3 separate regions of the Homo sapiens genome follow, and regions 2 and 3 are each linked to region 1. A link is a contact called in ENCODE Hi-C or POLR2A ChIA-PET data. All regions are on one chromosome and are shown on one strand. The core of a region is the stretch at or near the end of the contact, and the rest is flanking DNA. Distances in the headings are between cores, read along the strand shown.

What was found. Hi-C counts contacts between places; a loop is a spot of excess contacts on that map. ChIA-PET counts read pairs that join two places held with the same protein, here RNA polymerase II (POLR2A). Pooled maps may share reads with other maps.
Region 2: a map of CD8-positive, alpha-beta T cell shows a loop between it and region 1 (4-fold over the local background). The contact joins the promoter of CLIP4 here to the promoter of SPDYA in region 1. A Hi-C loop is called at or near these places in 3 of 168 maps with a recorded cell type or tissue (CD8-positive, alpha-beta T cell, naive thymus-derived CD4-positive, alpha-beta T cell and natural killer cell) and 9 of 50 pooled maps. POLR2A ChIA-PET finds 5 or more read pairs at or near these places in 1 of 52 experiments (activated naive CD4-positive, alpha-beta T cell).
Region 3: a loop to region 1 is called in a pooled map, with 16 times the contacts of the local background. The contact joins the enhancer-like site here to the promoter of SPDYA in region 1. A Hi-C loop is called at or near these places in 1 of 168 maps with a recorded cell type or tissue (B cell), 3 of 37 single-sample maps with no recorded cell type and 9 of 50 pooled maps.

Annotation. Positions count from the first base shown.
Region 1 is chr2:28,808,724-28,812,090 of GRCh38, forward strand. It overlaps SPDYA (speedy/RINGO cell cycle regulator family member A), which reads left to right and starts at 2,111. Exons shown (of 8, transcript NM_182756.4): 1 at 2,111-2,224. RefSeq lists silencers at 1,712-1,861, 1,892-2,141.
Region 2 is chr2:29,113,835-29,117,137 of GRCh38, forward strand. It overlaps CLIP4 (CAP-Gly domain containing linker protein family member 4), which reads left to right and starts at 1,581. Exons shown (of 16, transcript NM_024692.6): 1 at 1,581-1,831. It overlaps LOC105374386 (a long non-coding RNA gene), which reads right to left and starts at 910. Exons shown (of 3, transcript XR_007086265.1): 1 at 835-910. RefSeq lists silencers at 1,442-1,801, 1,992-2,231.
Region 3 is chr2:29,312,904-29,316,262 of GRCh38, forward strand. All of the region lies in intron 8 of ALK (ALK receptor tyrosine kinase), which reads right to left. Among named protein-coding and RNA genes, the nearest start is that of CLIP4, 200 kb to the left of the region's middle. Within about 2 kb of position 2,013, at least 6 of the 41 ENCODE cell types and tissues checked have a DNase peak (open chromatin) inside an H3K27ac peak, as active enhancers do.

The sequences.
Region 1 (3,367 bases), core at 861-3,360:
CAGTTAAGTGTTTTGAGTTCTCATCCAATCCCAGGTCAAATGAAAAGAGGCAAGAAGGAAGCTAACAACACCTACTGTGGACCAGTGCACTGCTAGTTTGCTCGCTATCAAATTCGCCCCAGACGCTTTTACAGAGTAGGTGGTATCACCCTACTTTTACATTTAATGAGAGGTGCCAGGGTTAAATGATTTGACCACGTTCATACAGCTAGTAAAATGGTAGTACCTGAATTCAAACCAAGTGTATATGATTCTAAAGTATATTCACTTTTCTCCACACACCAACATAGTTTAAAAAACAAAACAAACTCAGGAATGAGAACACTCAAGAAGGCTTAGTTGGTAGTAACCCTTTACTTGAAGTCAAAACTTAAGCAATAAGCTGCTTCCCTGATAGCTTAATGAATATTTATGTGTATTTGCTGGCTTTTATATGCAAATTTTACATGTTTCCTTTGTAAAGATTTTGGGATCCTAAAGAACCTTCTCATAACTGTACTTTGTGCGTTATACAGCCACTTGCATTTCCTTCATGGCACAACTCACTGTGCCTTGTATTTTAGTTGTGTCCATATCTGTCTAGCTTGGAAGCTCTAGAAAGGTAAGGCCATGTTGTCTTCATCATTGTGGTACTTGCCATGCCTCTGTGTTTTTCATGTAGCGGACATTAATTGTTCAGTAAATATTTTATACTCGAGGCTGGAAATTAATCATCACAACACCGGTACCTTGCAAAAACAAGGGGAAGAGCAGAGAGAAGTCAGGAAGGATCCTTAGGGAAAAGCTAGAGGAATGAAGCTTGAAGCAGCCATTTTCCTCAAGATTTTCACAACCAGTTGATGCTTCTTGGCCCATTCTCCCATTTATAGGCCAGGGAGAAAGAGTCAAGGGCATGTGTAAGGAAAAATAAGTTCCCAGTTGGCCCCCTCCTCGTACTTGTAGGTGAATTTGTCATTATTGTGCTGTGTGTGGAAGCACAAGAAGGAAGGAATTAACTCGTTCTTCAGAACTGCTGATTGAGGAGCTATTTGCTGGAAGTACCACAAGTAGGCAGAGCCAGGTTGCCTTTTAAGAGTAATCATTGTATTAGCCAAAAAATCTGGAAGCAATCCAAATATTGAAATGACTTAAATGGTCCATCCACTCTGGAATATTATGCAGTCATTGAAAACGTTTCGAAAGACTAGCAACATGAAAAAAGCCGTGATATGGAGACCAAAAAAAAAAAAAAAAGATTTACACTGGGTGTGGTGGCTTAGGATTGTAATCCCAGTGGGAGGATTGCCTGAGTTCAGTTCAAGGCCAGCCTGGGCCACATAGGACTCTGCTCTACAAGGCATGTTTAAAAATTAGGCGGGCGTGGCGGCACCTGTGGTCCCAGCTACTTAGGAGGCTGAGGCGGGAGAACTGCTTGAACCCGGGAGGCAGAGGTATGCAGTGAGCCGAGATCGTGCCACTGCTCCAGCCTGGGCGACAGAGCGGGACTCAGTCTCAAAAAGAAAGAAAAAGCCGGTTATACCTTAGGAGGGACATAAGGAAAGGATGGGATCAAAAAGCTGTTTAGAATTCTTTTTATTTGTTCATTCAACATGCATGTATTAAGCACCCACGTAGTCAAAGGCTAGGACAAAGCCAAAAAGATTACTGCTGCAGATTCACAGTTACAATAGAATGGCCCCTTCTCACAAGAAGCCACCGTATTCACACGTTGTGCTTTTCTCAGTTCAAGCGGCCTCTTCCTTTTGAGTAACCAGGGTAACCACGCTGTGCCCGCGTGTGCCGGGCGGGGAGGGGAGGCCGCAGCCCCAGCCCCGGGGGCCTGGTTGTCTAATCGAAGGGAAGTAAACGGCCCCAACGCAAGCCTGACTGCGAGACGTGCCCAAGGGAGGTAGGTCGAATGAAGAGGGTTGTGTGAGTTTTGCGCGGGCAGGCGGGATAACGGAGGAGGGAGGCCCGCGGCCGAGGCTCGGGCGGGCGGGGGGCAGGGAGGGGCGGGGTTCGCCGGCGCGCACTCCCAGGCAGGCCCCGCCCCCTCGGCCGGCTGTGCGCGCTGATTGGCCCCTGCCGGCCTCGCGCTCCCTCGCTCCGGGTTGGCGGGAGACCTTAGAGCGGGTACCGCTGCTGGCTAGCGACCGACGAGCAACCGTCTGAGGCCAGGAGCGCTGCGACGGAGCCTTGACCGCCGTTGCCCGGCCCTCTCCCGCGCAGCCCCGGGCTTCCGCAGGTACCTGTGCTCGCCCCCGGGAAGGGGCCTCGCAGGCGAATCTCCAGTTTCGAGTGTGCCCGGTCCCTGGGTTCGCTCGCCGGCGACCCCACCGCCCGCCTTAGATGAGAAGGCAGCGCTCCAGCCTCGTCCTCACGCCGCCTCCCGTGGGCGCCCTCAGCTGCCTTCGCGGCGACGACACACGCGCTCCCCGCAGCGGGCTCTGGGCTGAGGGACCTGGCGAGGGAGGCAGTGGCCGCGCAGGTTGGGGCTTTGGCCGCCCTCCGCCCGGCGGCGTAGCGGGTGAAGGTTCCAGGGGAAGGACGGGCAGGGCCGATACCGGAGGCTGCTCCCGAAGCTCGGCCGTCTGCTCGGAGGGAGGGCCCTGGGCAGGCGCTCCCGTCTCCACGTGTGCCTGCCGCCTTTATTGTGGGAGGAATGGAGATTTGGGGGGTCTTTTTGATAAATCCTACCTCCTTATGTCCCATTAAACACCTCTTTTTGTCCCCAAGATCGTCTGCCCCAGAATTTTGAGATCTGAGCTGCTGTGTCTCAGTACCAGGCCCGTAGCTCATTTCTCAGAATTCACGAAGATTCTCTTACATGACATCCAGTAGGACTGGAGGGCCCCTAGCCTCAATCTTTTAAAAAGCCTTATGCCGAGTTGGGCGAATCCTTGAGGCCAGGATTCGAGAGCAGCCCACAGCGAAAACCCCGTCTCTACAAAAAAATAATGAAAAAAAAAATTAACCGGGCATGGTGGTGCGCACTTGTAATCCCAGCTACTTGGGAGGCTGAGGCGGGAGAATCGCTTGAACCCTGGAAGCGGAGGTTGCAGTGAGCTAAAACCCGTCTCTACAAAAAATAACTTAAAAAAAAAGTATCCTGGCATGGTGGCGGGCGCCTGTAATCCCAGCTCCTCGGGAGGCTGAGGCGGGAGAATCGCTTGAACCCGGGAGGCAGAGGTGGCAGTGATCCGAGATCGCCTTATAGCTGGGGTTAGCTGGTTTTGTTTTCTTGGCAAGGTGACGATAAGTAATACTGGAGTGCTTACTATGTGTCAAGTGTTTTACACATGATTTTATTTAATATTTAAAACTGATTTACTGGTTAAAGAATATGGGACTTTGATGTCAGTTCTGCATTCAAATTCTAGCTTTATCA
Region 2 (3,303 bases), core at 331-2,830, 300 kb after region 1:
GACAATTGGCCTCATTTATAGGTGCTTGAAGCCAACCAAGGGCAGATTGCCTTCCTTCTTTTAACCAGCTAAAGAGATGGGTGGGTCAGACAAGAAGAGGGTATGATGAAAGCAGGGAAAGGGAGGTGGACTCTTCAGAGGGAGGAGGAAGTATCCGTGTCACATTATCTCTGAGAGCACTCGCAGATGCTGAGCCTGCAGAGACAGAGAAACTGGCAGCTGACCAGGGTCAGGGATGGTCATGTATTCAAATATTGTGGGTTTTAGTCAAGTGTGCTCCACCCGATTCAACAATGTGATGTGACTGCTCCTAGCAACTATTTTGATATGGTGAATGTTGTTAAGCATAGGACCTAAGAAGAGGTGGCAGTCTCTTTCCTCTCCGCACTTGGCAGGCCACCCACTCATTCCTGATAATCACATTTAAGAGAGCTCTGGACAAGCTGGAATGCATCCAAGAGAATCCCTCAACATGCTGGTGAGTGGGATTGTGACCAGGTCATATCAGGAGTAGCCTAAGGGACAGGTAATGTGTGTCTTGGATGAATTGGAGTCAGACTTAAGAGTCCCCAGGGCAGAAACAAAATCCAGTGAGGGAGAGATGCAGGGAGCTGGATTTTAGCTCCTAAGGTAGAAAATTTCCAAAAGGCTGATCAAAGATTAAATGGCTGCCTTAAAAGGTAATGAGTTCCTTGTTAGTGGAGGTGTTCAACCACTGCTTGGTGGGAAGACACTGTAAGGAGGATTCAGGCAAGTGGGAAGGGGGCTTTTTCCAGTCCCTGAAATCAATGATTCTAACAGGAAAAGATGCTCCGGGGTGCGGTGAGCGCTTACCTCTGCTCTTGCAGAGACACTGACAGACGTTCATTCAACATCTGTTCCTGCCAGGCACTGTGCGCGCTGAACACAGAAGTACAGCCTCTATGAAGCAGCCGCTGTAGGCCTCAGAGACAGCTGATAGATGTAACACTGTTGTCTCCATGTTTCAAACTTCGGTCATGGTCTTACTAGGTCTCCTCATTAAGGGGACTCACTATGTGTCCAGTAACGCTTTCTTGTTACCAGATGACAGAGAGTCAGGCTGTCAGAGTTCACGACTTTAGGTGCACAGTTTCACCCTGTCTGGTCCTTGGGAGACGGAGAAGGGGTCAGGAGAAAACGTGGGTGAAGAGGCAGCAAAGCCGCAGGAGATATGAACTAATTGCTCAACGTGGGTGTAGCACGGATTAGGCCTTTTACAGCAAGCGCTGCCAGCAGGGAACTGGTGGATGTACTCTTGACCACGCTCGGCTGGACTCTGGGGAGCCCAAGACGGGTAAGACTAGGTCCCCGGCCCCAGCAGCTGGTGGGGGCGCCGCAGGTTAGAGACGTGAGGCCGCGAGGCTGAGGGCTGTGAAGGCGGTGGGCACGCACGGCGTGCCGGGGCCGCCTGGCTTCGCGGCGGGGGAGGTAACACTGCGACACCCCGCAGACGCTGTCAGCCGGGGTCGCGGCCCCGCGTGCGCCCGATCATCTGACTGCTGGGGAGTGCGGGGGCGCGGGAGCCAGGCGAGCCAGCGCAGGCGCGCGCTGCCTCCTCCGTCCCCACCGAGTCCCCAGCGCGTGCGCGGGGCCGTGGCCGAGGCCTGCGCGCCGCCCGGCCGCCTGCACTGCGCGCGCGCCCACCCCGCGTGGGAGGCAGCGGGAGGGGCCCGGAGAGGTGTGGAGCGGCGCGGCGGGAGGCTCCGTGGGCGGCCACGGGAGACAGCGCCGGCGGGAGCGCGCCTCTCGGCCTTTCCTCCGCGCCCCCGCGTCCCCAGCCGGCCGCTCCGAGAGGACCCGGAGGAGGCAGGTGGGCCGGGGGCGCGCGGGGCCCCCCCGGGCCGCGGGCTGGCCGGCGGCGGGGTTGGGGCCGGGGTGGGCGGCCCTGGGGGCCCGCGGGGAGGTCAGTGGCCCCGGGAGGGTCGCGCAGAGGCGCTGGGGGCTGTGGAAGCCCCGCGGCCGCCTCCCGTGGGCACCGGTGTCGCTGGCCGCGGGGAGGCCTTCTCGGGGCGGAGCGGCCCACCCGGCGGGGATGGGGACTCCTCGTGGCGGCCGCTGACGGACGGCCCAACTTTAGGTTGAGGGGCGCGGGGTGTGCGGGACCCGGCGGCGGAGCTGGGCTCTGGGCCACGACCGCCAGCCGCGGCTGCCCCGAGAGTCCCCGCACGCGCAGTGGCTTTCCAACGCGGCCTCTTCCCATTTCTCACTTGACTCCCCTTGCGCATTAAATTGTCGAGAAACCTTTGGCCAGTGGGTCTTCAAAGCTAAACCAAATGGCTGTCCTTGCAGTCCTTGGCTACCTGAGATCCCTTAATTCTGAACCATCCGCACCTGGGAGGGGAAGTTGAAAGGAGCGCTGGAGCTGAGCCCGCATCCTTAAGGATCCCATTCACTGCTTATGATGGTAGAGCTTTGAATTAGATGTCAGGCTGTTCACGTCATCCAGACTCTGGTTTTCAGCTCTGTGCTGAGACAGTGTTTTGATACGTATCAGAGGATGATGTTCCTATGGGACAATAACTTGCTGTATGTTCTGAGATACTAGACTGCGTTCATATTGTAGCACCATCATCGTATAAAACGGGCGCCTTTGAAAGGTTTCAGTAAACACCTTCCTCAGGAACATCCGCCAGCACTTAAATTGTACTTCACTTTCACTTTGACGTTTGTTGTTTGTGAATCTTGTGCACAATTTAAAGTGAGTCGTCTAAACAGCACAGGATCACGTGGTGCGGGGCATTGAGCAACTGGGGAGGAAAGCAGAGACTTGAACCTGCTGGAGTCTAGTTGGTCTGCGTTTTTATGTTGGAGAACCATCCTGGTTCCAGCTTATTTTGCTTTCGTAAATATGATGCATTTTTTAAATGCTTTCATTTGATACGGTCTATCTGGACTGTAAGATTGAGTCTAGCCATGCATGGAATGTGTTTACTTCTGTTTTGTAGAAGATTTAGCCCATGGTATTCTATTTGTAGGATTCATTTCAGACATTTTGTGTTTACCACATACAGTCCCACCAGCAAGGGCTTTTAAAAAAGTGACCTATGTTGTCTCTCATAGCTTATGACAACTCCAATTTTGACACGTGTTTGAAACTAGTGATCTTTAGATTATATAAAATCAACTTCACTCTTTCTCCCTGTTCAAACCTCAAACTCTGGTTACTTTTAGGCTTACTGCTCCCTTGTTAATTATTTATAATGAACTATGGAGCTATAGGCTTGCTTTAGTGTGTTAACCTTTATTTGTGTCTTGTTTCAGGCATTTGTATATTGTTTTCTC
Region 3 (3,359 bases), core at 763-3,262, 500 kb after region 1:
GGGTTGGACATCCACAGGAACTCTGCCTGATGAGTATCTTGGTCCCCAAATACCTGACCAAAGGGACTTGGGCTTAGTGAGGGAGATAGAGATAACATTACCCTGGAATCCCTCTAGCTTGGTACTGGTCCCCAACTATTTACAAGAAGGGTTTTACAAACACCACAAAGTGTAGCATTGCTTGGCCATGCATGGGCAGAGAGGCTGGTCCCAGGTGGGCTCTGATAGGGGCTTGCTTGTTCTTCTACCAGTCAGCCCAGAGAGGGGAAGTGTGCAATATTCTTCTCCCTAGATGGTCATCCGTTCTATGCAGAAGGTAAACTGGCTCCAGGAAATAACAACTTTATTTGCAATCAAGCCCATGAGGCCTCCTGGAATGGCTTCTCCTTCCTGATTTGCTAAAGTAAGTTGGATCACATGGGGCCGAGAATGAGGCCCACCCAATGAACAAACTCCATTTGAGTCCTGTAGGTGAGTGGCAGTGTCCCCTTGGTGGCTCAGGAGTTAGACCCAGTGACTACTCCCAGCCTGTGGAGAGACGAAGGGGAGAACTCTTTGTTTACACAATGGGGTGGGATTCTCTATCTGCCTGCAGAAATGAGGTGGTGGGGCTCTGAGTTAGGTGACAGTAATGCCAGTTCTGATGCTTTTGAAGCTCTCATCAACTCTCCCCAAGTTGAGAAGGTTCCATCTGTCTCCAGCAGGGCAGTGTGACAGGAAGAGCATGAAACTCAGAATCATAAGATCTAGGTTTGGTCTTGTGTTTATTAGCTGTGGGTCTTGAGGTGAATTTCATGATCTGGATGGGGAGCCCGTGATGCATAGGATCTGCTCTGGAAAACGAGTTGAATTCAATAGTTATGCTCATCTTCTTTGGCTCCTGTCGAGAGTTTGGTGGGGGCTGATAAAGGAAGGTCCCCTTCTGCTTTTGTTTTTCCTCGGTCTCATGCCATCTGATACTAAGTTTTCTTACTCTTATCCTCCTTTTCTTGACTTTCCACAGAAGATTTTGTCACTGAGTTTAATAAACTTTAAAAACACAGCAGTCAGAAAAGTTCCTCTCTTTTTCCCATCTTCAGAGTCCTATTTGCCTGCTGCCGAGGTCGGGGGCAAGCTTCAATAAGCCCAATCAACACAGCCTGCCTCTCGGCTTCCCTGCTTCTGCGTCACACTGAGAGGCTGGAGGGAAGGATAAGCCTGTTTCCAGGGATGATCACCAGCACCCTGAAAAGTCTTACAAAATCAATCAGAGAGCAATTTACAGAAAAATTCCCTGCCTTCGGGTGCCTTCCTTTGAGAAGGGCTTCAGGGATGGATGGCCAAGGTCAACTCCAGGGGCCATGGCGTCTTCTCACATCCCTCTGGGCTACATTTGCTGGTTTTAATGACACAAAGGATGGGTCCCCTTTTCTCCAGGCCCATGTAGACGTGGAAGGGGCCCGCTGGTCACCTTCTGCCTAGATCACAGCAGCTCCCCACAGCTAATCCAACCTGATTCCTTTTATTGCTAGAGGTGACGTCAGGGGTGGAAAGGTTCGGCTGTGTCCCAAGATCCCAGAGGGTGTGTGCACGCATGTGTGTATGTGTGTGTGTGTTTGCGTGTACATATGTATGTGTGAGAAGAGGGGAGACGCAACTGCAGCTCTGGCCAGGTAGGAAAACCAGCATTGAGGAACTGACCACCACAAATTGGGGGGATCCCATCTCATTTTTGGATCAAATTGCACTTCTGTAGCTCACACAAGAAAAACTGCTTCCATGCCTTGGAGGGGAAAGAAAATGAGGAAAGTCCACTTTTTCTCCTTGCAGGCCCAGAAGGCCTGAGAACGTGGTTTAAATTATTCTAGTCACAGGCAGGCTATTCAAATAAAATAGAATTTCAAACCACACGGGGCTTGTTGAGACATTCAGGCTGCTGGGGTGTGTGAAAGGCAGGGGGCTGGGGTGGTGTCAGCCGCCACTCTGCCGTGCTCTTTATTACCAGCGGCTGCAATGCCAGACACATCCGCGGGTGTCTCAAAGCCGAGGCGGATTCGAGCAGGTCTGACAGCAAGTGAGCACATGAAAGCCACTGCAAGCCTTCCCTCCCCGGTGGCAACTTTAATTATTTGAACTGGAGCTCAGAAAAATAAAAATAAAAATAACATCAGAATATATTGTAAGTGGCTCCCCAGTTTCCTGCAGAGAAGAGCTTGTGGCGGAGAGGAGGAACACAAAAAGAAAACCAAAACCACAGCGTTCTTTCTTGTTTGTGGCTGGGCGAGGCAGAGGTCTTTAAATATTCATGCCCCGTGTGTAACTGTGCAGAGAGATAGGAGGCAGCCGTGGTAGTCAGCAAGAGCAGGCTGCAGGAGCCTGGAGGGAGGAGGTGGGAGTGGGGCAGGCTTCTGGAATGCCCTGGAAGTTAGATTGGCACAAAGGCACACTGTGGCTATGCCTCCATCATGGGGGGCTCCTGACCTGGTTTCATATGCTCTCCCACCCGCTTCTCTTCTCCCCCGCCTCCATCATTTCTCATCCCTTTTCTGACTCATCTTTCTAAAAGACAAGTGACATCACGCTATTTGGGGCCACAGACAGGAGGAAAACTCTCTGCATGGGCTCAGAATGAATTTCAGTCACAATTGGCAAGCACACCTACGGCCAATAGCTCTGAAGTTTCAGTGCACCTCCAAATCACCAAGGATAGGGTTTAAAAATGCAGAGCCCTGGGCCCCACTCTTCGCGATGTCATTCAGTAGGTCCAGGGTGGGGCATTTGTTACATTTTCCAGGTGAATGTGACTGGTGAAACACAGAACTACTGGTTAACTCACTTTCTAGACTTTGCAGGAAATTCTTGAAGATGACACCAGTTCTTCTCTGGGAATCCACTGATGATTGTGGTGTCTTGAGATAGTGTACGATGACTTTAACTTCCCGGAGACCAGGACTGAGCTGGGTTTGAAGAAGGTCCTTCGTGGTAGGCATCAGCCTCAGGGCTCAGCTGGACCAGTCGCCAGTCCCTGTAGGCCTGATGCTCATCAGAGTCCTGTCCCCAAAACTCTGCCTAGTGTCCATCTTTCTGCACTCGGGCCCCATAGGCAACAGAGGCCCCTGTAGGGTTGGTGGGGTTTGAAAGCCCTGAGTGAACCTCACATAGTCCCCCAGAGAAATGCAATATCCATTTTTTTCTGCCACTGGGGTTTAGCCCGCCCGGGAGGAGGAAATCAACTTCCTGCATTCTGCATTTAGGATTCACATAAAATAAATGGTAGGGCTTACAAATCTAGAAATGCATATTTCTATTTTGGTTATTTATTTTCCTGATAAAAACATTTCTCCCAACATTGGGAATTCAAAGACCCATCAGCATTAGAC